Regions from separate parts of the Homo sapiens genome. Here region 1 is linked to region 2. The links are chromatin loops, found by intact Hi-C in ENCODE. Cell type or tissue: K562. All regions are shown on one strand. Each heading gives the region's core, and the rest is flanking DNA. Links, peaks and the distances in the headings are about the cores only. Region 1 has its middle 40 kb from the start of EPB41L1. Region 2 holds the start of NORAD (non-coding RNA activated by DNA damage).

Region 1 (13,468 bases), core at 7,137-9,636, 62 kb before region 2:
AAGGTTTGAAGGCGGCACATCTCACCCCCATGCGTGAACACCCAATCATCATGCTCATGAACTACCAAAGGCTCTGGGATCTTTTATAGGGACATTAATCCCATTCGTGAAGGTGGAGCCCTCATGACCTCATCACCTCCCAAAGGCCCCACCTCCTAAAACCATTACCTTGGCGGTTAGGATCTCAACAAATAAATTATAAGGGGACACTAACATCCAGACCATAGCATGTGTTTACCTGCCATGTGTGCCTCTGTATCCCAGTACATAGGACAGTGTTTGGAGTATGGTAGGAACTCCAATAAAATTGGAGTTTTTAATAAAAATTTGCGGACTAAATCAGGACCCAGTGGAGGAGCAGCTGGAGGCAGAATCCATTTCTAGGCCCAAGCACTGGGGTGGTCGGTAGGAGAAAGAGAAACAGATGAGAGAGAAAATATGAATCTGGTTGTCCAGGGCTCAGGCTCCAGCCAGGCTACATCAAACAGACAGGGACACGGTTGGCCTAGAGCTTCAGAAATCCTAGATTCAAAGGCAAAAGGCAGATTGCCCGTCACATGGAATGTATGGACTTCAAGGCCTGTGTGTGCTTCTGTGGTTTGCCAAGTTCACCGGACCAGTCCCTCTTTGCTCACTCAGTCTTCAGCTGGACTGACTGCCCTTTTCCTCCTGTGTGCTCTACAGTCCAGCGGATAAGACTCAGCACAGCCTCTGGTTTTGAATCCCAGCTTCACCAATACTTAGGCAAATTATGACACCTTTCCGTGCCTCAGTTTCCTGATCTGCCAACTAGGGATTATACTATAACCCATTTCTTAGGATGAGGATTAAATGACTTTAAGTGATACAGAAATGAATCACTTATAACCACGCCTGGCTTAGAGTAGGGGCTTGGTAAATGGTCATCTGTTTTAATGGTTATTAGCGCTTAGTGCTAATGTTACCGACAGTTTCTAGCTGTGATCAGCTGAAGGCCAGAACAGCAATGTCAGGGGTGGACTCAGACTGAGGAGGGCTACTTGGAGTGATGAAGCAAGGACTAGCTTGGTCTGGGAGAGAGGACCCCTGGGCTCAAGTTCACCTCTATCAGGCTCACCGTGTGACCAGCGCAGAGGGTACAGAGGAGGAGGGCGGGCAGGGAGAGTGGTATTGAAGAAAGGGCTGAAATGGGCTTGCCCTGGATGGAGGGCAGTGGGCAATCTAGCATTGTTCCTCGCCTGCTTAAAATTCATCAGTGACTCCTCCTGTTCTTCTGAATCAAAGCCAGCCCTAATCTCATCACAGGATTCAAGGGCACCCTGGACTGACATGAAGATACCCTACCCTGCCCACCTTGTCCCTTTCCTTCCCTTCCCCTCCCTTCCCCTCCTCTCCCCTCCCCTCCCCTCCTCTCCCCTCCGCTTCCCTTCCCTTCCTTCCTGCTTTCTTGCTTTCTTTCGAGATGGAGTCTTGCTCTGTCACCCAGGCTGGGGTGCAGTGGCTCAATCTCGACTCTCTGCAACCCTACCAGGTTCAAGCGATTCTCCTGCTTCAGCCTCCTGAGTAGCTGGGATTACAGGCGTGCACCACCATACCTGGCTAATTTTTGTATTTTTAGTGGAGATGGGGTTTCACATGTTGGCCAGGCTGTTCTCAAACTACTGACCTCCAGCGATCTGCCCACCTCAGCCTCCCAAAGTGCTGGGATTACAGGCGTGAGCCACCACACCCAGCCACACCTTGCCCTTTCTTTTGGCCATCTTTCTGATCCTTCCTGGTCCAGTCAGCTGTCAGCCTCCAGGGCAGTCACCCTGCTCTCCCCAGGGCTGGCCAGAGCCCCTTTGGGCATTGCAGCCCCTGAGCCCACCTCCCTTCAGTACTAATCACACCATAGTCATGTGTGATTAGTCATGTCAGTGCTTGGTTCTTCATCCCAGTCTCCCTCTCAACTACTGGGGAATGAGAGAGGTCTTGTCACATTGATATCAGTATCTCAGCATCTCAGGGATAGCTCAGTTATAGAAGAAGTGCTTGGTTAAGGTTTGCTTAATGAATCAAGGGCTGGAGAAGATAGCATAAAAACTTATTTCAACTCTCTAAAACTCTAATTCAATTGCCCTAGGTAAGTCATTTCATCTTTCCAGGCCTCTGTTTCTTTATCTGTTAAATGGGGATCATTATTCTTGCCCTAAGTCCTCCTTACAGCTGCTGTGAGGATCAAACAAATGTGCTTTATAAGATGTTCTTATATCAAAACAAAATTTTTAAGTAAAATAAATAAATAAATTTACATTCATTAATGCATTCATTCAACAAATATCTATTAAGCATCTATTAAGCACCTACATGTGCAGGGCATGCTCTAATATAATCCCAGGTATTCTTTTTTAAAAAAATTGAGATATAATTCATACGCCATAAAATGTACCACTTTACAGCATACAATTCACTCCTCTTGAGTATATTTACATACGGAGTTGTGCAATCATCATCACTAATTCCAGAATCCCAGTTGTTCTGGCAAGTGCTGAGCTGTAAACTCCAATGCTCCTTAGGAACCTGGGTCTCTGGTTCTGGTTTGGCCCAGGTGCTACTTTTCTGACAAAGCTTAAGGTGCCCCTTGGAAGATATTCTCTGGGATAGAAGTAGAGCAAAAGATAGGCACTCAGTACACTCTGTGTTTCTTTTTTTTTTTTTGAGATGGAGTCTTGTTCTTGTAGTCCAGGCTGGAGTGCAGTGGCTCGATCTTGGCTCACTGCAACCTCCACCTCCCAGGTCCCAGTTCAAGCAATTCTCCTGCCTCAGCCTCCCAAGTAGCTGGGATTATAGGCACGCACCATCTGTGTTTTATTTAATGAAACAAAGCAGTAGATTTTCCTGGGGAAAGGCCCATCGTATTAGTCCAGTCCAAGCCTTTTCTTAGCCTTGCCTCTCTAAGCTGTCCTGAATGCAGCGATTGTGCTGACCCTTGCCTCAGTTTCCCTGTCTATTCCCTCAGCAGCAAGCAGGCTGAAACCCATTCATCCAACATCCCACAGAGGGATGCCCCCCTAACAAATGGCTAATCTTGTCTACTTTGTCAGAAGGAAAAGACTAGCCTGTTATGTTAGCTGAGATTGGCAAGAGCAGTGGATTGGGACTGGATTTGGGGAACTCTCAAATACAGAAGTGGTGAGTGAGGCTTTACTCTGGAGGCCTTAGGAAGCCTGGAAGGTCTGAACTGGGGACATGACTCCTCCCCCACACTGGGCTGAACCAGAGAGGGAGTCCTGGATGTAGAGAGGGACTAAGAGGCCAGCCAGAGGCTGTCCCAGTAGCTGTCAGCACTGGGCACTGAGAAGTAAGGTCAGGATTCCTGGACACTGGCTTCTATCTTCTAGCCCTGCTCTGTCTGTGTAACCTTGGAGAAGTTACTTACCTTCTCTGAGCCTCAGTTAACCCACCCACAAAATGGGGATAATTATACCCTTCCTGCCTTATCTCTCAGGATTACAAGGAAAATCAGATGAGATGATAAATTGAAAAGCCCTTTGTAGAAAAGAATATGAAGGACTTTGATTCTAGTTCTAGTGTGAGCCAGGTGATAAGGGCCATGGGGTTGAAGGATCCTAAGGACAGAAGAATTATGAAAGAATTCTTCTGTCCTCTGCCTCTTTTCCCCTTACAGAAATGCTGGAATTCCTTCAAGAAGGATTGGAGAAATCCAGGGACTCCAGAGACTGTAAGAGTCACAGAAGAAATACTGGATGTCTGGACCTTACGTGGGCAACATTCCTGAGGCCTGAGTCCCCCAGAGACACCCCTCCAGCTCTCAGGCAGGCAGCAATCCAGGACGAATGATCTGCTACCATGTAGAAGAGAGGATGGAGAGCAGCTAGGGTAGCCAGAGTCAGCATTTCAGAGCCACTGCCACAGGAGGAGGAATTGGTGGGCAAGAGCAGGGGAGGGAAGGGGCAGTTTTCCATGTTGAGTCTCCACACTTATGTCCCTCCTTCAGCAGACAATGGCACAGCCATTCATATTTCATGTGACAACTGCATTTGTCATCATTTTCCTCCTCTGAACCTCAAGTTCCTCATCTGCAAAATGGGGTAATAAAACCCCTGACTCACTGTGAGTCCAGCTCAAGAAAAATAACTGCTATTCTTCTATCCTTTGAAACTGAGAGAGCACCTAGCACTACATCATACTCTTCCCCCAATTTCCCACCTGTGTTGTTTGGAGAAAAATCCAAAGGCACTTTAGGGACAGAGCCCAGGCCTCTGGGGGCATTATCCAACTTCTGACAAATGGATGAGATTAGCTAAGGGAGGGCACAGGAGAAAGGAGCCCCTCCATGGGTGAGAGGCATATGCTTCAGCCTGCTGTCCAGGGAGGACATGGAGAACCCTCCTGAATGGCTAGTCCAGCCATTCTGGTGCCTGGAGCACTGTGCTGTCTGGAGAAAGTGCTGATCCCCGGGGAATGGACCATTTTTCCTGCCATTCACCACCAGGAAGAAGGGAATGAAGCACTGACAGCTGTTGGTGCCCAGGTGCCTTGTCTACCCTCCAGATAGGGCCTGCCCACCTCACATCAGGAGGAAAGGAAGGAAATGGGCACCTGTGTTGAGCTCTCCTGGAGAAGATCAAACCTCTTCACGTCTCAGAAGAGAACAGTCTGGAAGAAGAAGGCACCTTCTGTGGGGCCTGAAAGCACAGCTGGCCACAACACCCCTCATCCTCACCCCCAACTCAGCTCTTTGGTTCCCCCAAACTTCACTACCCCTGCTTCTCTCTTCCAAACCTTCCTGGAGATCCCTCCCTGAACTGAATGTCCAAATCCTAGTTCCCCTCAACTTAGATCAAATGTCCCCTTCTCCCCCTTTCCCTGACCTCTCTCCTCTAAACTCCAGTTGCATTTTTCCTGTCCCTCTCAGTGGCAATTTGCATGCTGACTGTGTCACAATCACATCTGCACACATGTATTCCCCTCTAGGGGACATAGCTGACTGCACTGGGTTGTAGTACAGGCTCTGGAGCTAGGCAGACCTGAACTCAAATAACAGCTTTGCAGTTTCTTAGTCACTTATTCCCTCTGAGCCTCAGTTTCCCCTGGAAAATGGGGACAATAACAGAACCTACTCTCTGGAGTTGTTGTTGCAACTATTATTATTATTATATTTTTGAGACAGTCTTATTCTGTCACCCAGGCTGGAATGCAGTCATACGATTGCGACTCACTGCAACCTCCACCTCCCGAGTTCAAGCAATTCTCCTGTCTCAGCCTCCTGAGTGGCTGGGATTACAGGCATGCTCCACCACGCCTGGCTAATTTTTGTATTTTTAGTAGAGACGGGGTTTCACCATGTTGGTCAGACTAGTCTCAAACTCCCGACCTCAATTGATCCACCTGCCTCGGCCTCCCAAAGTGCTGGGATTACAGGTGTGAGCCACAGCACCTGGACTGTTGCTGCAATTAAATGAGATAATGCACATAAAGAGTTCAGCATGGAGCCTGGCACAATGTAAGTAATGTGACTTATTGTGATGATGACCTTTCAGGCAGGTTTATGGATGATTTGTCTTGACATCTCCTGAAACACCTAACACACAGCCATATGCTGGCTGGATGGATTTGTATGGAGGTAGACATGTGCACTGCATAGGGAAGCCCTTTCCAACAGGCAGAGCAGTGCAACCTGGAACTGGGCTGCCTCTGTAAGTCGTGAGCTCCGTGCATACAAGCAAAGGCAAGATGGCCACTTGGCCTACCAAACAGAGGCTGGAGATGCAATAGTCAGAGCATGGTCTCTGAAGCCAGACACCTTGGGCTTGAAACCCAGCTCCCTTACTTACTCAAAGTGTGGCCTTAACTTAACAGGGCCTCAGTTTCCTCATCGATAATATGGGGAAATAATAGTAATAATAGGACCTACCCAAAGACTGTCATGACAGTTAAATGAAAGAATACACATAAAACAATAGAACATGCCTGGTACAGGGAGAGTAATTCAATGCACATTAGCTATTGTTATTATTGTTGGCATTTGCATTACTATAACTGAAGAGGGGAGTTACAGCCCCCTGCAGGCCTATGAGCTGTTACAACCTAGAGCTCCACTAATATCCTAGCATGTTCTCGTGGTCTGCCAACAGCCTTCTACTCCCCCGGTGTCTGGTGCTAGCTCTGCCCCTACGTTAGCTACATAGGTAGGCACCTGACCCACACCTGGCCACTCAGAATATTCCTATCCTCCCAGCAACAGTGATTGAACCACTCAGAGTCCTTCCCTTGGATTGACATACAGATTCTAGAAGAAAAAGAGTCTCCCTTTTCTGTTTGGATTGCTAAGCTGGGACACAGGACAGCTTAAAAGGGAGAGACAGGCAGTGATGGCAGAGAGAGAGTCAACCTGATTCTTCATTCTTCAGTCCCATGAACTGCCCCAGGATCCACTAAAGTCATTTTTTGGTTTAAAGCCACTTTGAGTTAAGTTTTTGTCACTGGTTTCTGGAAAAAAGCCATGCCCAATTGTATAGACCCTAACTAAGATAAGGTCAGTGCTGTCCATGGGCAGGGCCAAGCAGAAGCCAGTATTATAACTACTCTTGTGTATGTGGCACCACCCCTATCACCTGGGTTGCAGTGGGCAGTTTTCAAAGCATGTTCTCAAGAATACCCTGACCCAGTGGTCTTTAGACCCTGCTTCCTAGAGCCCTGGGAATTTGCAGAGGTATCTCCAAAAGCACCCAGGAAACTAAGCCACGAGGAGGGCAAAATTCTGGGTAAACTGCCCCAGAACCAGACAAGTTCTGCTACAAATGCTTACAATATGGGTTTCTGTTGCCCAAAGAGATTTGAAAAACTCTATTCTAATTGACACTTAGAAAAGCACTGAGAAGTAGCTAGGGCGGATGTGTTCATCTGCATTCTACAGAAGGAGAAATGAGGGTTCAGAAAGGGGAAGTCATGAGACCATTACTGTAGAGCAAGAACTTGAATGTGGGGCTCTAGACACACGGCCAACTAGCTCCGACTGCACCCAGCTGCCTGTGAAAGTCTATTATCTCTCACATTTCCTGTCTCCTTCAGTAAACTGATGGTGGTTAATACCTAGAGTCTCATCTTTCTTGGCTCTGACTCCTACAGAATTGTCTGCTTCTGAGCTTGGCTCCTTGAAAGGCTTCAGGAAGCTTGAGGAACGTGTGGAATAAATGTATGAGCCGATCTCAACCTCCCCTTAACGGAGCCCCACCTTCCCTATGCGCACATACCTTGAGCTCCGCATCTCCCCACACATTTGCCCAAATGTCAGGGAAAGGCTGAGCAGGCTCCCTCCCGGGAACTCCTAATCCACCTCCTCTGTCCGGCTGTGCTGTGGCTGTGGACAGAGGATTCCTTGTTCCCGATGCTTCCTGCCCAGAGATCTCCATGGGGCCCCTGTAGGAAGGAGCCAAATCGCTCCTTTTAACCGAGCTAAAGCCACCCCCTACCCCCACCACCCCCAGGAGCAACATGCTCCCAGCTCTGCCCACCATTCATTCTACCTGTCCCAGCCTGGCTCAGCCACACTTCATTCCCCATAGTTCCCGCTCCCTACAGGTGCACACACATGTGTACACACACACACACACACACACACACACACACACACACACACACACAAATGGAAAGTTTCCCTAGGGGTACAAAGATACTTCACATTGAACCAAAATTAAAAACCAGAGGACTCCAGAATGACAACATCACAGCCCTGGCAATTGTGCCTTACTAATAACATCACAGTGACATTTGCATGTTACTTCGAAATTTCCCAATCAATGTAACTCCATTGGCTGAGTTCCCTCTCTACTCCCTCGCCCTGCCAGAATCACAGCACCTCCAAGTTGGGAAGAAGCTTTGACACGCCCCGGGCCAGTGGTTTCCAAAGTGTCTTCCATAAAGCCAAGAAAAGGTCAGTTGCATTGTCTGGGGGCTGAGGAATTGGCCAGCCCCACGCCAACTCCAACCCACACTGCAACCCCTTTAGCTGTTTTGTACATTGAGATTCTTTGGGGTGCAATGGAAAAAGGAGAGTTCCCTGCTGGAAAGTTTGAAAACAAGTCATTTAGTCTGACCCTACTTTCCCCCATCCCCTGATCCACCAATGTTGATGTGACCCTGAGGCCAGTAGAAAGGAAGGTCATGTAGTAGTCAACGGGCAGGGCCAGGATGAAAGCACTCTCTCCTGAATCTAGTCTACGACCTAGGAGTGGTGAAGCAAAGGCAGGCAAGGGCCACGGGGCAGCTTCCAGGCCCAGCACCGTCCTTCACCAGCCACGGTGGCATGGATGAGCAATAGAGGCAAAGCCTGTTTTTGAATACAGAGCTTGATGAATATGCATTTCAGCCCCTAACCCAAAACAAGCCAAAACCAGGGAGGGTCCCCAGCATGGCCCCCGTTTTCAGCGCCACCAGAAACAGGTGGCGTAGACAAAGCCTCACACTTCCCCAGCAGTCAAATATGTCAAAAATCGAGAGGCCGAGGGCCTGGAAGACCTCTTCGTCCAACCTCAGCAGAAGGAGAATAAGTCTGTGCCTCCAGAACACTCACCCCTCCTCTGTCCACACCAGCTCCCCGGGGGCAAGAACTTCTGTCAGTCAGGCACCTAGAGGGAGGAAACAGCGTTAGCTCCTCAGAACAGGAGTTCATGAGCCCAGCATGTGCTGGAAATTGAGAGGCTGGCATTTGACTCTCTGAGGCACCTTAGGGAAGTTGCTGAACCTGTTAAACAAAAAGGCCTTGTGACAAGGCGGAAAGCAAAATAGAAAGTAACAAATATGCACCTGAAGCGGCAGCAGGGGCCAGGCAGCGAAGGACCTTGGAGGCCAAGGAGAAGATTCGCTCTTTATTGTAAGAGCAAAGAGAAACCACTGGCTTACAGGGTAGAGGATGGAAGAGGGGCAGGGGAAGCTGCAGGAACATCAGTTAGGAGGTTGTTGTGATTATCCAGCGGAGATATGATGAGGGCCTAAGCTAGGGTGGTTGCAGAAGAGACAGAAAGAGGTGGACAGACTCAAGAGGTATTTAAAAGGTGGTATCCCCAGAACTTGCTGGTGGACTAGATGTATGGGGAGAAGGGAGAGCAGGGGCCCCAACCTCCAGATGCCTCCTCAGGTGCCATGGTTATACCCCCTGCTGTCCACTTGGCCTTTCCTTGCTTCAGTGTCCCCATCTGTGAAATAAATATGGTTGGAATCAGTGATCCCTCGGAGTCTTTTCTTTTCTCTTTTTTTTTTTTTTTTTTGAGACAGAGTCTCGCTCTGTCGCCCAGGCTGGAGTGCAATGGTGCGATCTCTGCTCACTGCAACCTCCGCATCCCAGGTTCAAACGATTCTCCTATCTCAGTCTCCCAAGTAGCTGGGATTACAGGCGTGCGCCACAACGCCCGGCTAATTTTTTGTATTTTTAGTAGAGACGAGGTTTTACCATGTTGGCCAAGCTGGTTTCAAACTCCTGACCTCAAGTGATCCACCCACCTCGGCCTCCCAAAGTGCTAGGATTACAGGCATGAGCCACCATGCCCGGCCTCCCTCGGGGTCTTTTTAGCATTCACATCCTGTTCTGGTGTAATTCACTCAAAGTATGTAAGTACTTTTCTCAATCTTCTTTGAGCTCCAACCACAGGTCAGGCTTAGTATGCAATGGGGCAGGAGACTTGGAGGGAGAAGCTACAGGCACCCTGGACTCACACACTCAGAACAGTCAGTCTCCAGGTGGGATGAGGTGTTCCTACTTCATGTAAAATGTGAAACTCAGGTGAACAGGAAGAACACACAGTGGTTTATGAGCTTAGGCTCTGGAGTAACTCAGACCTGTTTGAATTCTGGTTCTAACACTTACTACTTATGTGGCCCAGGGCAAGTCACTTTACTTCCTCATTTGGAAAATAGGAGTAAAAGTGTCTGCTCCCAGGGCTAATGGGGGGACTAAATGAGATGATGCCTGTGAACAGCTCAGCAAGGTGCCTTATCACAACTGTCCAAAAGGTAGCAGCACCATTCAAAGATGGGGAAACTGAGACCTAGAAGGATGAAATGACTCACTGAAGACCAGGCAGTGAATAAGTGGCAGAGCTGAGACCCCTACACTGCGGCTGGGGTCTGGAGCCCAGCTAAACCACTAGGTTGTACACATACCATTCCCGTTCCTGCTTTTCAAATGAGGAAGTTGAGGTCAAAAAAGAACAAGTGACTTGCCCAAGGTCACAGAGAGAATCAGACATAGAAGAAGGATTTGAACTCAGGCCTCCTTGATGAAAAAGCCCATGGTCTCTCCGTGGATATCCAGAAAGTAGATATGTGTGGATAGTCTTCAAATTTCAGGGTCCTTTAAACCTGGAATAGGGACAAATGCAAATTGAGGCCAATGGTGTGTGTGTGTGTGTGTGTGTGTGTGTGTGTGTGTGTGTAAAGCAAACTGAGGCCAATGGGATGTGAGAGTGTGTGTGTGTAACAAATGCAAACTGGGGCCAATGGGTGTGAGTGTGTGTGTGTGTGCACATGTGTGTAGCTACCTTGAGAGGAAACCAGGAGGAGCTGATGAAACAAAAGCCTCTTTCTCAGAAGCCCTCTCTGGGGACTGGGCAGGAGAGAAGGGCACTGACAAGCAGGGCCATCCATCCTGCTGGGGCTGAGCTGAAGCCTGGATCTAAGCAAACAGAATCAGCTCCAGCTTGGCCACCAACTTGCTATGTGATCAGCAGTTCTCTCTCTCTTTCTCCCTCTTGCTCTGTCTCTCTCATCTCTGTTTCTTCGACTTCAGAATGAGACCGTTGTACTAAACAATGTCAAGGCCGGGCATGGTGGCTTATGCCTGTAATCCCAGCACTTTGGGAGGCCGAGGCGGGCGGATCACCTGAGGTGGGGAGTTCGAGACCAGCCTGACCAACATGGAGAAACCCCGTCTCTACTAAAAATATAAAATTAGCCAGGCATGGTGGCATATGTCTGTAATCCCAGCTACTAGGGAGGCTAAGGCAGGAGAATCGCTTGAACCCAGGAGGCAGAGGTCGCGGTGAGCCGAGATTGCGCCATTGCACTCCAGGCTGGGCAACAAGAGCGAAACTCCGTCTCAAGAAAAAAAAAAAAAAAAACAATGTCAAGATCCTTTCCAGTTATAGAAGACTAATAATAACCATTGCTTACAAGCTCTGGATTTCTGGTCAGGTGCTGCTCCTGCAACCTCGAATGGTGGCATTAGCTGGCTCCAATACCACCACGACAGGGGCAGAATGTCCTGCATTCAGGTTCCGGCTGTGTAGCCAGGTCACTTTCCCTTCACAGGCCTCAGCTTCCTCATCTGTAAAATGGAATTTATCTTTGCCTGATCACTTGCAGAAAGGAATATCCAAGGAGCTACCTGAAAACCAAGCAATCTCTTGAGGTATCATACAAAGCAGCCCCAAATCCCCATCCCAACTCCCACCCTCAAGCTATTTTAACTTCTTCCCCTCTGGCCAATGTCCCCTTGAGGCACATGGAATAACTGAATATGAGCTGCTGGATGCAACAGTACTGTCGTGGCAACAGCCCCCGCACTAACAGTAGTAGCAATCACCACACAGCAAATACTTGACTGCTTAGGCATGCCAGGCACTGTGCTAAATACTCACTTGGATTATTTCTCAGGCCATCCCCTCAACCACCATTAGTCTCAGTTTGCAGATGAAAGGCTCAAGTTCAGCAAAGAGAATTGCCCAAGGTCACACACAGAGCAAGTGAAGGGCGTGGCCAGGATGAGGACCCAGACCAAGGTTTTTCATTTGCCATCAGAAGCCCTGAACTCGGCCGGGTGCAGTGGCTCACACCTGTAATCCCAGCACTTTGGGAGGCCGAGGCAGGCGGATCATGACGTCAGGAGATTGAGACCATCCTGGCTAACACGGTGAAACCCCGTCTCTACTAAAAATACAAAAAAAAAATTAGCCGGGCGTGGTGGCAGGCGCCTGTAGTCCCAGCTATTCGGGAGGCTGAGGTGAGAGAGTGGTGTGAATCCAGGAGGCGGAGCTTGCAGTGAGCCAAGATCGCACCACTGCACTCCAGTCTGGGCAACAGAGCGAGACTCCATCTCAAAAAAAAAAAAAAGAAGCCCTGAACTCATCCTCAAGGCTATGGGGCTGTCCAGGGTAACATTCCACCAAGGGGCAAGGCCCGGGCTGGGGTGAGGTGGGGAATATCTGTCCTTCATTGACCTCCCAACCTTCCCCAAATAACTAGTCTTTATGTAGTCTTCTGTTATTAATCAAATGTGCCCAACTCAACTCTGTCTACAATAGTGTTGTCAAATAGAAATACAATGCGAGCCACATATGTAATTTAAAAGTGTATAGTAGCTACATTTTATTTTATTTTATTTTTTGAGTCAGAGTCTCGTTCTCTCACCCAGGCTGGAGTGCAGTGGCACGATCTTGGCTCACTGCAGCCTCTGCCTCCCAGGTTCAAGCAATTCTCATGCCTCAGCTTCCCAAATAGCTGGGGTTACAGGTGCGCACCTCCATGCTTGGCTAATTTTTGCATTTTCAGTAGAGACAGGTTTCCCCATGTTGCCCAGGCTGGTCTCGAACTCCTGGTCTCAAGCGATCCGCCTGCCTCAGCCTCCCAAAGTGCTGGGATTACAGGTGTGAGCCATCGTGCCTGGCCTTAGTACCTACATTTTAAAAAGCACAAAGGAATGAGGGAAATTAATTTTCATAATATATTCATTTAACCCAATATATCTATCTCAACATGTAATCAATGTAAAAAATACTATAGGCCCAGCACGGTGGTTCATGCCTGTAATCCCCACACTTTGGGAGGCTGAGGTGGAAGGACCTCTTGAAACCAGGAGTTCAAGACCAGCCTGGCCAACATAGCAAGACCTTGTCTCTACAAAAAATAAAAAAATTTAGCTGGGTGAGGTGACACATTCCTAAAGTCCCAGCTACTAGCTGAGGTGGGAGGATCTCTTAAGTCCAGGAGTTCAAGGGTTGCAGTGAGCTATGATCATGCCACTCACTCCAGCCTGTGCAACAGAGTGAGAACCTGCCTCTAAAAAAAAAAATTAAAACTAAAATTAAAAAGACTATAGAGATATTTTACATTTTTTAATACATCCTCTTCTAAATCCAGTGTGTATTTTATACTTACAACACATCTTGATTCAGATGCTAAATATTCATAAGATATTTAGCTTCTCCTTGCCTTTACAATTTTTTTTTTTTTAAGATGGAGTCTCACTCTGTCGCCCAGGCTAGAGTGCAGTGGTGTGATCTCAGCTCACTGCAATCTCCACCTCCCAGGTTCCAGCAATTCTCCTGCCTCAGCCTCCTGAGTAGCTGGAATTACAGGCACGTGCACCACGCCTGGCTAATTTTTGTATTTTTAGTAGAGACGGGGGTTTCACATGCTGGCCAGGCTGGTCTCGAACTCCTGACGTCAAGTGATCTGCCCACCTCGGCCTCCCAAAGGGCTGGGATTACAGGCA
Region 2 (16,260 bases), core at 4,188-6,687:
CAAGACCAGCCTGGCCAACATGGCATAACCTCATCTCTACTAAAAATACAAAAATTAGCCAGGCGTGGTGGTGCATGCCTGTAATCCCAGACACTAGGGAGGCTGAGGCAGGAGAATCGCTTGAACCCAGGAGGCGGAGCTTGCAGTGAGCTGAGATTACACCACTGCACTCCAGCCTAGGTGACAGAGTGGGACTCCATCTCAAAATAAATAAATAAATATAGTGAGGCATATAAAGCCAAGTCCTCAGTACAGTGCCTTGCATATAAGAAATGTGCAGAAATGTTCATTACTATTAATAAAATAATGAGATTTTTGAAAAATGAAGGAAGGAAATAAGTAGGGCAATGTGATGATAACTGGAAGAGACCGCCTGGAGAAAGGGCGGCCAGGAAAGGCTGTCTAAAGAGATAACATTGGAGCTGAGACCTATAGGATGAGAAGAAACTTAGCCTTGCCAAACCCAGTGAAGAGGTGAAGAGTCTTCCAGGTAGACAGCATGTGGAAAGGCCCTGAGGCAGAGAAGAGCTCAGAGAGTGGAAGGAACAGCAAGGAGACTAGCGTGGCTGGCATATAACGAGACAGGGAGAGAGTGGCTCAAGATGGGGCATGAAGCTGGGGGCAGTGGCTAATGCCTAAAGTCCCAGCACTTTGGGAGGCCGGGACGGGCTGGGGAGGGTGGATGGCTTGAGCTCAGTTCAAGACCAGCCTGGGCAACATGGCAAAACCCTCTCTCTACAAGAAATATAAAAATTAGCTGGGCATGGTGGCGTGTGTCTATAGTCCTAGCTACTTGGGAGTCTGAGGCAGGAGGATCACCTGAGCCCAGGGAGGACGAGGCTGTAGTGAGCCATAATCACACCACTGCACTGCACTGCACTGCAGCCTGGGTGACAGATTGAGATCCTTCTCAAACAAAAACAAAAAAAAAAACAAAGATGAGGCACGAGGGACACAAAGGGCAGGTCAAAGGGCAGGTCATGGAAGGCAGTGGTCGTGGAAATAAGTTTGATTTTGTTCTAAGTGTGATGAAAAGCCACTGAAGGCTTAAACAGGAGAGTTATAAGATCTGATTTTTGATTAAAAGTTCATTCTGGCTTCTGTAGGGAGAACGGATTAGAAAGGGAGAGCAGTAGAAACCAGAACAACAACAATTAAGGGGCTATTAGAGTCATCCAAATGAAAGACGTTGCTAGCTTGGATTTGGATACAGATCAGCACTGTCAATGGGACTTCCTGGGATGGTGGGAACATTCTCCACCTGTGCTCATATGGTAGCCACTGGCTCCTAGTTCCCTGTGACTCTTGAGCACTTGGAATGAGGGTGGTGTGGCTGAAGAACTGAATTTTTAATTTCATGTCATTCTAATGAATTACAATTTAAATAGGCACACGTAGCTAGTGGCTACTATAATGGACAGCACAGGGAATTGGCTGTATTTGAAATATATTTAGGAGGCAGATAGGACTGGGGATGGTTGCCGTGTGGGAAGTGAGAGAATGGGGAATCAAGGGAGATCGAGAATTACTTGGTGTATTAGTCCATTTTCACGCTGCTGATAAAGACATACCCGAGTCTGGGAAGAAAAAGAGGTTTAATCGGACTTACATTTCCACATGGCTGGGGAGGTCTCAGAATCATGGCAGGAGGTGAAAGGCACTTCTTACACAGCAGCAGCAAGAGAAAATGAGAAAGATGCAAAAGCGGAAACCCCTGATAAAACCATCAGATCTCATGAGACTTATTCACTACCATGAGAACAGTATGAGGGAACCACCCCATGACTCAAATTATCTCCCACTGGGTCCCTCCCATAACGTGTGGGAATTATAGGAGTACAATTCAAGATGAGATTTGGATGGAGACACAGCCAAACCATATTACTTGGGAAACAGGTGGATGATACTGCCATTTACTGATAGGGAAGAGCAGGCTCTGGGGAGATACCAAGAGTTTTGTTTTGCACAAGAGGAGTTTCAGATACTGTTGGAACATTCAAGTAGAGCTATCAGGTAGAAAGCAGAATGTATGCTGAGCACAGTGGCTCATGCCTGTAATCTCAGCACTTTGGGAGGCCGAGGTGGGCGGATCATGAGGTCAAGAGTTCCAGACCAGCCTGGCCAACATGGTGAAATCCCATCCCTACTAAGAATACAAAAATTAAAGGGATGTGGTGGCACGTGCCTGTAATCCCAGTTACTCAGGAGGCTGAGTCAGGAGAATCGCTTGAACCTGGGAGGCGAGGGTTGCAGGGAGCCGAGATCACACCACTTCACTCCAGCCCAGACACAGCAAGACTGCGTCTCGGAAAAAAAATAATAAAAGAAAAAGAAAAAGAAAGCAGGATGTATACATGTTTTTCATCATCCTCATCTTTAGGTTCCAGGAATACCCACATGTTTGGCTGCTTAGGCGGTGGGAAGCTCAGAAAGGGGACCAGGAGCCTCTCCTACTCCTTGTCTTGGCTAATGTATCAACTACCAAACTACCCATTAGCGCTAGTGTTTGAAACTTGTATAATCCATGGCTCTTCCTTCCCCTCCTCCCTCTTCTCTCAGGTATTCAGCCCACTGGCTTCTTCTCTTGAAATGCTAGAAACACTCACTTCACCGGTTTTCTACTTCTGTGCAACTCTCCTGGCTCAGGGCCTTGTCATCTCATTGTGGACTAGAGCCCCTGGACTTCTCGCCACCTCTCCTGTCCACCTTCCACCAGCAAGGCCTTTCTGACTGCAGGATTTTCCTCCTGGGAATCATGTCTGAGTCTGCATCAAGAGTCTTAATCCTTTGATCTTTCTTTACATTTCCAGAATTGTATCCAAAGGAACTCAGGGCCAGTGGTGGTAGCTCATGCTTGTACTCCCAGCACTTTGGGAAGCCGAGGCAGGTGGATCACCTGAGGTCAGGAGTTTGAAACCAGCCTGGCCAACACAGTGAAATCTCATCTATACTAAAAATACAAAAATTAGCTGGGCATGGTGGCACACGTTTGTAGTCCCAGCTACTTGGGAGGCTGAAGCAGGAGAATCATTTGAACTCAGGAGTTGGAGGTTGCAGTGGGCCGAGATGGCACCACTGCACTCCAGCCTGGATGACAGAGCGAGACCCTGTCTCAAACATAAATAAATAAATAAATAATTTTAAAAATAATAAAAATGCAGGCCAGGTGCGGTGGCTCACACCTGTAATCCCAGCACTTTGGGAGGCGAAGGTGGGTGGATCACCTGAGGTCACAAGTTCGAGACCAGCCTGACCAACAGGGTAAAACCCCGTCTCTACTAAAAATACAAAAAATTAGCCTGGCCTGGTGGCGAGTGCCTGTAATCCCAGCTACTTGGGAGGCTGAGGCAGGAGAATCACTTGAACCCAGGAGGTGGAGGTTGCAGTGAGTCAAGATCGCACCATTTCACTACAGCCTGGGCAACAGAGCAAGACTCTGCCTCAAAAAAAAAAAATAAAAATACAAATACAAACAAAGGAACTCAGAGGCTGGGGGCGGTGGCTCACGCCTGTAATCCCAGCACTTTGGGAGGCCAAGGCAGGTGGATCACGAGGTCAGAAGTTCGAGACCAGCCTGGCCAACATGGTGAAACCCCCGTCTCTACTCAAAAATACAAAAATTAGCTGGGCGCGGTGGCGGGCGCCTATAATCCCAGCTACTCGTGAGGCTGAGGTAGGAGAATCACTTCAACCTGGGAGGTGGAGGTTGTAGTGAGCCAAGATCGCGCCACTGCACTCTAGACTAGGTGACAGCGCAAGACTCCATCTAAAACAAAAAACAAAAAAACCCAAAGGAATTCAGAAGTCTACACAAAATGTGAAAATTCACGAGGAAGTTCATCACAGCATTAATTCTAAAAGCTGGAAGTGTCATTTCCAACCTTATCTTAATTGACACATCAGCAGCATTTGACACTGTTGATAAATTCCCCTTGAAACACTTTCCTCATTTACTTCCAGGACACCACACTCTCCTGGTTGTTCTCCTACCACCCTGGTCGCTTCTCAGTCTCCTTTGCTGGTTCCTTCTCATTCCCTGACCTGTAAACGTTACCCAGGGATCAGACCTCAGACCTTGTCCCTCTCTTGGTTCTCTCATGCAGCCTCAAGGTTTTAAAGACATCTATATGCTGACGACTCCCAAAGATTCATCTCCAGTTCAAACCTTTCCCTGAATGCCAGACTCATAAATCCATCTGTCTGCTTGACATTTCCACTTGAATGTCAAACAGACATCTCAAACTTAACATGCCTAAAACTCAGCTCCTGGTGTTCTCCCCAAAGCTTGCTCCTCCCATGGTTTCTTCCATCTCACTTAAGGCGGCTGCCTTTTCATTTGCTCAGGCCAAAAAGTGTGGAGTCATCTTTCAGTTCTCGCTCTCCCACTTCACATCTGGTCCGTCAGCAAATCTTATAGACTTGAGCTTATGTCAACCCCTGAATTCAACCACTTTTTGCCCCCTTTGCTGTCGTCGCCCTGGCATAAGTCCCTATCATAGCTCACCTGCTTGATTGCAACAGTCAGTTATCAGGTCTCCCTGCTTCTGCCCCTGCCTCCACTTCAGCTCTCCCGCACTGCAGTTCAACTCCCTCCCATGGTCCCATTTCTCTCCTCTCTTCCCCAGCCTCTTTGCTGTTCCTGGAACAGGCCTGGCCCACATGCTTCGGCTTTGTGGCCTGTGCATAAGCTGTTCCCCTACAGACATCTCCAAGCATGGCTCATCCCCTCGCCTCCTTCGGGTCTCTGCTCCAGAGTCACCTGGCCGTACTATAAAGCATTCCGCACCTGCACTTCATATTCCTCTTTCCTTTTTATGTTTCCAAAGCACTTTCGCTATCTACCCTTTTATGCATTTTAAGGATCTTGTTTATTGTTGTTTCCCTTACTAGAATGTAAATTTTAGGAGAGCAGAAATTTTCCTGTGTTTTTTTCTTTACTGCTGCACTCCCCCGTGCTTAGAGGCACATAGGTGCTCGGTAAACAGGTGGTAAATGAGTCAATAAATGAAATATTGGAGTCTTCTTATCCAGCACCGGAGGAGTAAGGAGATAGAGAAGCAACGTTTGCTCAGGGAATTCTGAGGCCAGTAGCAATTTCCGTTGCGAAGAGCAAGCGGGGTGGAGGGGGCCCTAACCCCACGTGACCACACCCCATTCCCCATTCCCCACCCCCACGCCGGAACATTGCAGACCCGGAACCACGGCTCGCGGGCCCCCAGCGCAAGGGCACTTCCGGTACCGCTCCTCTCTTGCCAGCGCAGAGAACTGCCAAGTCAGTTCCGGTCCGGCAGAGATCGCGGAGAGACGCAGAACGCAGCCCGCTCCTCCAGGGCCCTCCAGGCCCTCCGGCCCCGGGCCGGCGGGTGAACTGGGGGGCCCCGGGACAGGCCGAGCCCTCTGCCCTGCAGATAACGGAGGCCTCTGCTGTGGCTGCCCACTGGCTGTGCCCGCCCACTGGCTGTGCCCAGACCTTGAAGCCGCAGCGAACCTCTCTTTCCCACCCCACCTCGGTGACTAATGGCGGCCGTGGCGTCTCCCAGCCCGGACCCCGCCGGCACCCGGGTCTCCCGACCCAAGCCTCGACGAAACCCCCGCAGAGCCGCCGGGACGCAGCGCCTTTGGGCGGCGCTGGGCGTGGTGGGCCGGGAAGTATGGCGGCAGCTCGAACGCCGCGCGGCGGAGGCCATTAAGGCGTGGACGGCCCGGGAAGGCGGCCTAGGGACGCAAGCAGGCTCGGCCGCCTCTTTAGGCCACGGAGCCGCGCAGATCCGGTTCCCGGGTGACCACTCTGTCGCCATTGGGCGAGACCTACCTAGTCCTGACGACAACGGACAAAGGCCTTAAGGGGCCTGGAAGGTGAGCGAAGTCCCGAACGACGACGGGTGGAACGGTTAGCGGCCATCGGGCGGTTGGTCTTCATTCTACCAGACTTTGCTGTCGGAAGAGAGAAATGGTAGAATGACAGGCCACGTTTGGCCCGTTGGAAATGCCCACCACCCTCTGGGAAGATTTACTGGCCGTTTATGGAAGGCCTGTGTATATAATATGAAAAAGCTGCTCTCAACTCCACCCCAACCTTTTAATAGAAAACATTTGTCACATCTAGCCCTTCTAGATGGAAAGAGGTTGCCGACGTATGATAAAATAGAGTTAGAAAGTTACACATCTTGTAAATTCTCATTTGTTTAAAAGAAATCATAGAAAATACATGTCTTCTGGAGATGACTTTTGGAAATGGAGTTGTTAAGACGGCCTCTGGAAGCGATACGTCCACGTTTGTTAAGTGGGTTAGATGACATGGAGCTGGAAGACCTGAGAAGGAAGAGAAGAAGGTTCTATGCTAGACTGGTCATATTTAGAAGACATTTTCATATTCTATCCATTGTTTTGTGTGCATTTTATTCCTCACTACTGTGTATATAGTTGACAATGCTAAGCTTTTTTGAAATGTCTCTTCTTTTTAGATGTTCTGAAGTGCCTGATATGTTAAAATTAGAGGTAGCAAAATCACATTTTGTAAATACCTTTTTGTTACAATTCATAGGAAATATTTTTGGGGGGGAATGGCCAAATCACCTGTTGAGTAATACTCATTGTGTTTGTGCAGTGGTTCAGGGGAGGAGAGAGGAGGGGGAGGTGCAGAGAGCTCTATGCCATCCTGTTTACAGCGAGGCAAGATGAATCATTATGTCTGTGCATTTTGTTTTACTTATCTGTGTATATAGTGTACATAAAGGACAGACGAGTCCTAATTGACAACATCTAGTCTTTCTGGATGTTAAAGAGGTTGCCAGTGTATGACAAAAGTAGAGTTAGTAAACTAATATATTTTGTACATTTTGTTTTACAAGTCCTAGGAAAGATTGTCTTCTGAAAATTTGATGTCTTCTGGGTTGATGGAGATGGGAAGGGTTCTAGGCCAGAATGTTCACATTTGGAAGACTCTTTCAAATTATAACTGTTGTTACATGTTTGCAGTTTATTCAAGACTGCTGTATACATAGTAGACAAATTAACTCCTTACTTGAAACATCTAGTCTATCTAGATGTTTAGAAGTGCCCGATGTATGTTAAATGTATAGGTAGTAAAATACCACTTTGTAAATATCTTTTTGCTAAAATTCATAGGAAATGCTTTTGGAAATTGAATTGTGAAGCCACCTTTGTGAACAGTATAGTAATGTCTATACTTGTTCAATAGTTTAGAGGAGGTAGGAGGGAAGAAATTGCAAAAGGTAATATTACTAGTGTGTTCATACTTGGACATTTTCAGACACCATTTTTCTATATGTTTTGTGCATTTTGTTTTGCTCTGTATATAGTATATATAATGGACAAATAGTCCTAATTTTTCAACATCTAGTCTCTAGATGTTAAAGAGGTTGCCAGTGTATGACAAAGGAGTAAAATTAGCATATTTTGTACACTTTGTGTTGAAATTCGTAGGAAAACTTGTCTTCTGTAAAGACTTTTGCATAGGAATTTGTTTGACCATCTCTAAGCATTACACGTGCCTGTACTTGTCCACTGGATTGAAGGCAGAGAAGGAAGGGAGGAGGGAATGATTCAAGGCCAAAATGGCCACATTTAGAAGATACCTCAGATGATAACCATTGTTATGTGTGTGCAATTTTATTTAACAGTGCTGTGTATGTGGTGGACAAGTTATATGAAATATCTAGTCTTTCTAGATATTTGGAAGTGCTTGATGTATTTAAAAGTGGTAGTAGAATAACACTTTGTAAATAGCTTTTAAAAACTGATGGGAAATGCTGTTTGGAAGTGGAATTGTTGAACCACCTGGGAGGTGGGAGGGAAGAAATTGCAAATGGTGTTTTGCCATTGTTTATTAGAAAATTTCAGCTTAATCCATTGTGTATATGTTACATGCATTTCATTTAACTTTGCTATACTGTATATATTGTATATATAACGGACAAATTAGTCCCGATTTTATAATATCTAGTCTCTAGATATTAAAGAGGTTGCCAATGTATGACAGAAGTAGAGTTAGTAAACTAACACATTTTGTACACTTTGTTAAAATTTGTAGAAAGGCTGTCTTCTGAAAAGGACTTTTGGAAGTGAGATAACATCAGCTCTAAGTGACACGTGCCTATATCCATCAGGTTGGTGGTGGAGAGGAGTTGGAAGGAATGAAGGGTTCTAGACCAGAATGTTCGTATTTAGAAGACACTATCAGATATAACCATTGTTACATGTGTGTAGTTTATTCAACCCTACTGTGTATATAGCGGACAAACTTAAGTCCTTATTTGAAACATCTAGTCTTTCTAGATGTTTAGAAGTGCACAAAGTATGTTAAAAGTAGAGGTAGTAAATAACACATTTTGTAGCTATCCTTTTGATATGAAATATTGTCTTGGAAATTGATCAATTCTCTGAGCAGTACCCATTTTGATATTTGTGCTGGTTCAGGGGGAAGGAGGAGCACAAAGTGCAAAGGGCTTTCTACCAGTGTCCAGTGTGTTTATGAGGAGGCACATTGACCATTGTCCCTTATGTCTGCATTTTCATTTACTGTGCTGTGTATATAGTGTATATAAGCGGACATAGGAGTCCTAATTTACGTCTAGTCGATGTTAAAAAGGTTGCCAGTATATGACAAAAGTAGAATTAGTAAACTACTACATTGAGTACACTTTGTGTTAAAATTCATAGGGAAGACTTCTTAAAAACAAGTGAAATTGTTAAAACCCCCCCTAAGCATTACAGATGGCTTATAGCTGTCCACGGGGTTGGTAGAGGTGGGAAAGGGAAGGGTTCTAGGCCAGAATGTTCCTATTTAGAAGACACTCAAATTACAGTCTGTGTTATGTATGTATACCATTTATTCAATGCTACTGTGTATATAATGGAAAACTTAAGTCCAGTTTGAAACATCTAGTCTTTCTAGGTGTTTAAAAGTGTACAACGGCCTGTCGCAGTGGCGCATGCCTGTAATCCCAGCACTTTGGGAGGCCGAGGCAGGCGGATCACGAGGTCAAGAGATCAGGACCATCTTGGCCAACATGGTGAAACCCCATCTTTACTAAAAATACAAAAATTAGCTGGTCGTGGTGGTGCCCACCTGTAGCCCCAGTTACTCGAGAGGCTGAGGCAGGAGAATCGCTTGAACTTGGGAGGCGGAAGTTGCAGTGAGCCAAGATCGCACCACTGCACTCCAGCCTGGCGACAGAGCGAGGCTCCGTTTCAAAAAAAAAAGTGCACAATGTAGGTTAACAGTAGAGGGCTTAAGTAACACCCCTCTAAGCATTTGTTTTCAGTACTTCCTAGGAGTGGTTGCATTTGGGAATGGAATTGTTAAAACTTGATGCTTAGGAGCGAATGCAGACTATTCATTGGGTGTTTGGGGTGGGGGAAGGGGGGGTGGGCAGAGGAGGTATGCAGGGAGAGGGGTTCTGTGCTCCTGAGATTAGTTCAGATGGTCTAACCATTGTTCTATATGTGCATTTTAGTTAATATTGTGTATTAAAGGATAAGTCTTAATGCTCAAAGTATGTTAAAAATAGATGTAGTAAATCAGTCCCTTTGTGAATGTCCTTTTGTTAGTTTTTAGGAAGGCCTGTCCTCTGGGAGTGACCTTTATTAGTCCACCCCTTGGAGCTAGACATCCTGTACTTAGTCACGGGGATGGTGGAAGAGGGAGAAGAGGAAGGGTGAAGGGAAGGGCTCTTTGCTAGTATCTCCATATCTAGACGATGGTTTTAGATGATAACCACAGGTCTACAAGAGCGTTTTTAGTAAAGTGCCTGTGTTCATTGTGGACAAAGTTATTATTTTGCAACATCTAAGCTTTACGAATGGGGTGACAACTTATGATAAAAACTAGAGCTAGTGAATTAGCCTATTTGTAAATACCTTTGTTATAATTGATAGGATACATCTTGGACATGGAATTGTTAAGCCACCTCTGAGCAGTGTATGTCAGGACTTGTTCATTAGGTTGGCAGCAGAGGGGCAGAAGGAATTATACAGGTAGAGATGTATGCAGATGTGTCCATATATGTCCATATTTACATTTTGATAGCCATTGATGTATGCATCTCTTGGCTGTACTATAAGAACACATTAATTCAATGGAAATACACTTTGCTAATATTTTAATGGTATAGATCTGCTAATGAATTCTCTTAAAAACATACTGTATTCTGTTGCTGTGTGTTTCATTTTAAATTGAGCATTAAGGGAATGCAGCATTTAAATCAGAACTCTGCCAATGCTTTTATCTAGAGGCGTGTTGCCATTTTTGTCTTATATGAAATTTCTGTCCCAAGAAAGGCAGGATTACATCTTTTTTTTTTTTTTTAGCAGTTTGAGTTGGTGTAGTGTATTCTTGGTTATCAGAATACTCATATAGCTTTGGGATTTTGAATTGGTAAATATTCATGATGTGTGAAAAATCATGATACATACTGTACAGTCTCAGTCCCATAAAATTGGATGTTGTGCCTACACACAGGATCTAGAAGAATATGTCAAACTATAAACTGCTTGTGATTGTGAATGACTTTGTTCTTTGCTTGTGTTTTTCAATTTCCTATAATGCACATACTAACTTTTAAAAAATAAAGGTTATTTTAAAAGCCTGTATTAAGCCCTCGTTGCTTGTAGAATAGAGTTAGTATACGCTACAGAAGCACAGGTTCATGCTCCTTCATGCTTGGGCTCTGAGGTATCTGGAATTTCTCATCTTTGACTCCTCCCTCCATTGCCTGGGTGTTAGCCACTGCCACCCAGGTGCTCTGCTGTTCAGGATAACCTTGCACTTTACAGGTTCTGTGGTTTGCTCAAGCCATTCCTTCTGCCTGTAATGCCCTTTCCACAGTTTCACTTGGCAAAATCATTCTTCAGAGCCCAACTTAAATTCAGTATCTCCACAAAGTCTTGCCTGTAAGAACCTGACACTCCCGAGTGCCAGAACTGAACGTCAGAAGATACGGCCTTTTTTTTGAGATGGCGTCTCACTATGTCACTCAGGCTGGAGTGTGGTGGTGCCATCTTTGCTCACTGCAACCTCTGCCTCCCAAGTAGCTGGGATTACAAGCATGCGCCACCACGCCCAGCTAATTTTTTGTATTTTTAGTAGAGACGGGGTTTCACCATGTTGGCCAGGCTAGTCTCAAACTGACCTCAAGTGATCCGCCCGCCTCAGCCTCCCAAAGTGCTGGGATTACAGGCGTGAGCCACCACCCCCGGCCGATACGGCCTTTCTTTTGCTGCCCCTCCTTGTTCCTCTTGTATATGGATGGAGCCCACTTGCATCGTAATTGTTACCTGAAAGCCTACTTGGATTGAGCTAAGGTTTAAATAATTTCTGCAACAACGGTGCAACGTAATGCCTGACACACAGCAGGTGCTTGGAAATGTCTGTTGAATACAACAGACGAAAGCCTTTCAGACTGCTGCTTGGTGTGACATCACTAGTAAGGGCACTGATTGAATAATCAAGCATTTCCAGGCTGGAAGTTGCTATCGTGGCTGACCAAACCAGAGGGCATCGGTCAGATGCAGCATAACCTATCCCCAAATCAGGCACAGCAAACATTCTCTAATGGCATATAGAGAATATGACTATAGAGGGTTCTTATTCTCAACTTTGACGTGAGGCTAATGAGACACTGGCCTCCGGATGTGGGACGGTAGTGTCTCTGTTTCCCCAGATGCTGATGGTGTAACCTGGGTGGGTTGGGAGCCTTAGGGCAGGTAGACGAGGCCTTTCCAATTGCCTTCCCAACCCGGTATCAGGCCTGGACCCAATCTTTCCTGTTGATGCTCCTCTATGAGACAGGTCTTAGCTGACCAAGATGGGCTTCAGGGAGGCACATATTCCTTGAATCCCTGGCGTGGAGGGAACAAACCACGTGTCCCCCCAGGTCCATGCACTTCGACAAGTCATTTCAGGATGGGATTGGTTTGTAAGCTGGAGATAAAAGCTGAAGCAGGACCTCTTCTGTAATTTAAGGTGGATTCACCCATAAAAGTCTCCAGGAAGGTAAGGCGCATCAAGAGCCAGGAGCTAAGGTCAACTCTCAGGCAGTCCTGGACCCCCAGGGCAAAGATAACCCTCAGTGGCCGCAAGAGGGAAGTGAGGTCCAGAGAGGGCCAGGCCCTGCTGGGAGCAGACCGCTTAGCTAGCAATATGTATTGCCATGCAGAGAACACTGGACAGGAGGTCAGGGGCCTCAGCTCGTGTCTAAGCTCTGTCACTGGCTGCGGACTTGGCCAATGGACCACATCTAGGCCTCAGTCTCCTCAGTAAAATGAATGGTTTGTTCTGCCTCTTCAGATCAGATGCTGGGCCTTTCAAAGCCATGAGTTTCATCGGGGGTAAAGCCAGGGCCAGAAGCTTCTAAACATGGTTCTTTACTAAAAGGAACCATGGGCCTTGGAGAAATGGCTAATTCCAGGGCTGCAGCAAAGAAAGTACAAGATCATCTTGAAATATCCTGTTATGGCAGGAATCAAGACAGTGCTCCAAGAATGACGGGGACATATCAAAAGGACACAGAAGCCAGCTTGAAGTGGCTTCCATTGGCCAAATCTGTCACAATTTGAGCATCAAAATGTAGAATGACTCATATAATGCAAATGATAGCACACTGAATAAAACAGGAAGCCATGAGTCCAATTCTGATAGAAATAAAGAAATGGCCTGTATTCCCAGCTATTCTGGAGGCTTTGGTGGGAGGATCACTTGAACCGAGGAGGTCAAAACTCTACTTCATCCTGGGCAATAGAGTGAGACTTTCTAGAAAACAAAAATCAGGCCGGGCACAGTGGCTCAGACCTGTAATCCCAACACTTTGGGAGGCTGAGGCAGGCGAATCATTTGAGGTGAGGAGTTCAAGACCAGCCTGGCCAACATGGTGAAACCCCATCTCTACTAAAAATACAAAAATTAGCCAGGTGTGGTGGTGGGCGCCTGTAATCTCAGCTACTAGGGAGGCTGAGGCACAAGAATTGCTTGAACCCAGGAGGCAGAGGTTTCAGTGAGCTGAGATCATGCCACTGTACTCCAGCCTGGGCAACAGAACAAGACCCTGTCTCAAAAAAAAAAAAAAAAAAAAAAAAACAAAGAAAAAAAGAAAACAAAAATAAAAACAAGTGTTGGCAAGGATGTGAATAAACTGGGACCCCTATGCACTGTTAGTGGAATTGTAAAATGGTGCAACTGCAATGGAAAACAGTAGGACAGTTCCTCAAAAAATTAAAAATAGAACTACCGTATGATCCAGCAATGCCACTTTCAAGTCATACCTTGATATACTGGGGGATTGGCTCCAGAATCCCTGGGTATACCCAAATCCGTACATACTCAAGTCCTGCTACAGAACCTGTATATATGAAAAGTTGGCTCTCCCTGTCTGCAGTTTGGCATCCCACCACTGCATTTGACTGAAAAAAAAGCCACATATAAGTGGGGCCACACAGTTCAAACTCATGTTGTTCAAGGTTCAACTGCATATCCAAAAGGACTGAAAGCAGGGTCTCAAAGAGATACAGTACATAAGTTGCTTAACCCTTGAAACTTCAATCTTATTTTTAAAATGGAGATAAATGTCAACCTTACATGCATGTGTGCTATGAAGTACCAAATACTGTCCCTAAGGTTTTGTTTGTTTGTTTGTTTGTTTGTTTTGACAGAGTCTCACTCTATTCTCTGTTGTCCAGTCTGGAGTGCAATGGTGTGATCTCAGCTCACTGCAACCTCCACCTCCCGGGTTCAAGTGACTCTCCTGCCTCAGCCTCCTGAGTAACTGGGATTAAAGGTGCCCGCCACCAAGCCCAGCTAATTTTTGTATTTGTAGTAGAGACAGGGTTTCACCATGTTGGCCAGACTGGTCTCGAACTCCTGACCTCATGATCCACCTGCCTCGGCCTCCCAAAGTGCTGGGATTACAGGCATGAGCCACCGTGCCTGTCCTGTCCTAAGTTTTTAATGTATATTAGGTCACTTCATCTTTAAATCCTTTTGCTGTAAACTGTTTAAAACCACACTCCTGAGATCCACCCCCAACTGTGCTTCCCTCACAGCCTTCCTTATCTCAGGAAGCAGCTTCCACTTGCTCAAAAAACATTTCTGGAGTAATTCTTGATTCTCTCCCATTCCTCACATTGAGTCCAACAGCAAGCCCTCTCAGTTCTGCCGTCAAAATATGGCCAGGATTGGTCCCATCTCAACACCACCACAACCACTCTGATCCAAGCCTCCATAATCTCCTACTTGGATCACTGCAGTGCCTTCCTCCCCGACGCCTTCCATGCTGGTGCTTCCCCAGTCTAGCCAGATTCTAGATCCTAGATCTCTGCTAAGAACCTTCCAAAAGCTCCCTTCACATGGTCATGATCTGGCCTCCACCCCCCTTCTTGCAACTTTTTTCTCCTTTGACTCCATTCTGGACATACTGGCCTCCTTGCTGTCACCTAGCCATGCCAAGCATGGAACATTCCTCTGCCCGGAACATTCTTGGCCTTGATATCTGCAGGGTTCACTCCCTCACTGGTGTACTCACCAATGTCATATTCTTCATAAAGTGTTCTCTAATGACCCTTCACAAAGTAGTAGCCTCCACCCCCTACCTACCCTGATTTTTCTTGTGCACTTCCTGTGCTCATCATCAATACAGAACATAAGCTCCTAGAGGCCAGGGACTTTGTTCCATCTTGTTTGGTGCTGTCTCTCTAAACCTAGACCATCTCCTCTCCCTAGGGCATGTGTGCTGGTTGGATTCTTCTAGGTTTTAGATTCAGTGATGCCAGCTCTCCTAGGCCTCCCTGTTTCATGGAGATGCCCAGGAGCCTGAAGGTGAGGGGACTGAGATGGACAGAAGACAAGCGCTGTTTGGAGGGAGGGGAGCAGGTAGCAGCCAATGGGCTCCAGGATGCTTCTCGCAGAGGGGGCAAACCCCATGAGCTGATGATCATCGAAGCTGATGAGGATGTGGATAATGGAGCAATGTGTGAATGCTGGTGAGAACTGTTTTTTGTTTGTTTGTTTTTTGAGACAGAGTCTCCCTCTGTCTGTCACCTAGGCTGGAGTGCAATGGCACGATCTCGGCCCACTGCAACCTCCACCTCCCAGGTTCAAGCGATTCTCCTGTCTCAGCCTCCTGAATAGCTGGGATTACAGGCACCTGCCATCATGCCCGGCTAATTTTTGTATTTTAGTAGAGACAGGGTTTCACCATGTTGAGCCATCAGAGAGCTCAAAGCCAGTTGTTTTGTTTTGTTTTTTTAACAGGCTCTATTTTCTATCGCAGTTTTAGGTTCATAGCAAAACTGAGTGGAAAGTACAGGGATTTCTCATATACTCCCTGTTCCCGACACATGCACAGCCCCCTGATTATCAATGTCCGCGACCAGAGTGGTACATTTGTTACAATTGAGGAACCAATACTGACACATTGTTATCACCCAGGGTCAGAGTTTACACCAGGGTTCACTCTGGGAAGTTTACATTCTATGGATTTGGACAAATGTATGATGACATGGGTTTACCATTAGTAGTAGTATTACAGGGTGTAGTTTCACTTCTGTAAAAATCATCTGTGCTATATCCATTCATCCTTCCCTCTCCTCAGCCCTTGGCAACGACTAATTTTGAAGACAACTCCATAGTTTTTGCCTTTCCATAGTGTCATATAACTGGACATACATCCAGTTTGTAGCCTTTTCAGATTGGCTTATTTCACTTAGTAATATGCATTTAAGGTTGCTCCATGTCTTTTCAAGAGTTGATAGCTCATTTCTTTTTAGTGCTGAATAATATCCCATTGTCTGGACATACCACAGTTTATTTATCCATTCACCTACTGAAAGACATCTTGGTTGCTTCCAAGTCTTAGCAACTACAAATAAAGTTGCCATAAACATTTATGTACGGGTTTTCATATGGATATGCTTTCAACTCCTTGTGTGGTAGGAGAATGTTTAATTTTATAAGAAACCACTGAACTGTCTTCCAAAGCAACTGTACCATTTTGTACTCCCACCAGCAATGAATGATGGTTCTTGGTCCACATCTTTGCCAGCATTTGGTGGTGTCAGTGTTCTGGATTTTGGCTATTCTAATAGGTGTGTGAAAGCCAGGTTTTGTAATTATGGCTAGAGCTTATACAAATCCATAGTGACTTCCTCCATTTTCTTCTTGGTCTCAATTGTCTAATTTCTTTTTGTTGTTGTTATTGTTTTTTGAGATGGAGTCTCGCTCTGTCACCCAGGCTGGAGTGCAGTGGC

The links. A loop is a pair of places that touch in the nucleus more often than their neighbours do. Peaks named below come from ENCODE experiments on the same cell type or tissue, not always from the same donor. Only the 100,000 strongest peaks of a DNase experiment are listed, where the experiment ranks them.
Region 1: a loop joins it to region 2, with 2.8 times the contacts of the local background. A loop is called at or near these places in 2 of 110 quality-filtered maps.

The regions. Positions count from the first base shown.
Region 1 is chr20:36,107,567-36,121,034 of GRCh38, reverse strand. It overlaps a transcript of EPB41L1 not described here and the pseudogene LOC124904977. Among named protein-coding and RNA genes, the nearest start is that of EPB41L1, 40 kb to the left of the region's middle. RefSeq lists an enhancer at 7,759-8,258. In K562, for the core only: no CTCF peak of the experiment used is centred there; no DNase peak of the experiment used is centred there.
Region 2 is chr20:36,039,976-36,056,235 of GRCh38, reverse strand. NORAD (non-coding RNA activated by DNA damage) reads left to right here and starts at 5,276. Exons shown (of 1, transcript NR_027451.1): 1 at 5,276-10,618. RefSeq lists enhancers at 1,854-2,033, 5,028-5,599, 5,080-6,279 and a silencer at 5,331-5,540. In K562, for the core only: no CTCF peak of the experiment used is centred there; DNase peaks (open chromatin) are centred at 4,355, 5,165 and 5,573; H3K4me3 peaks cover 2,170 bases.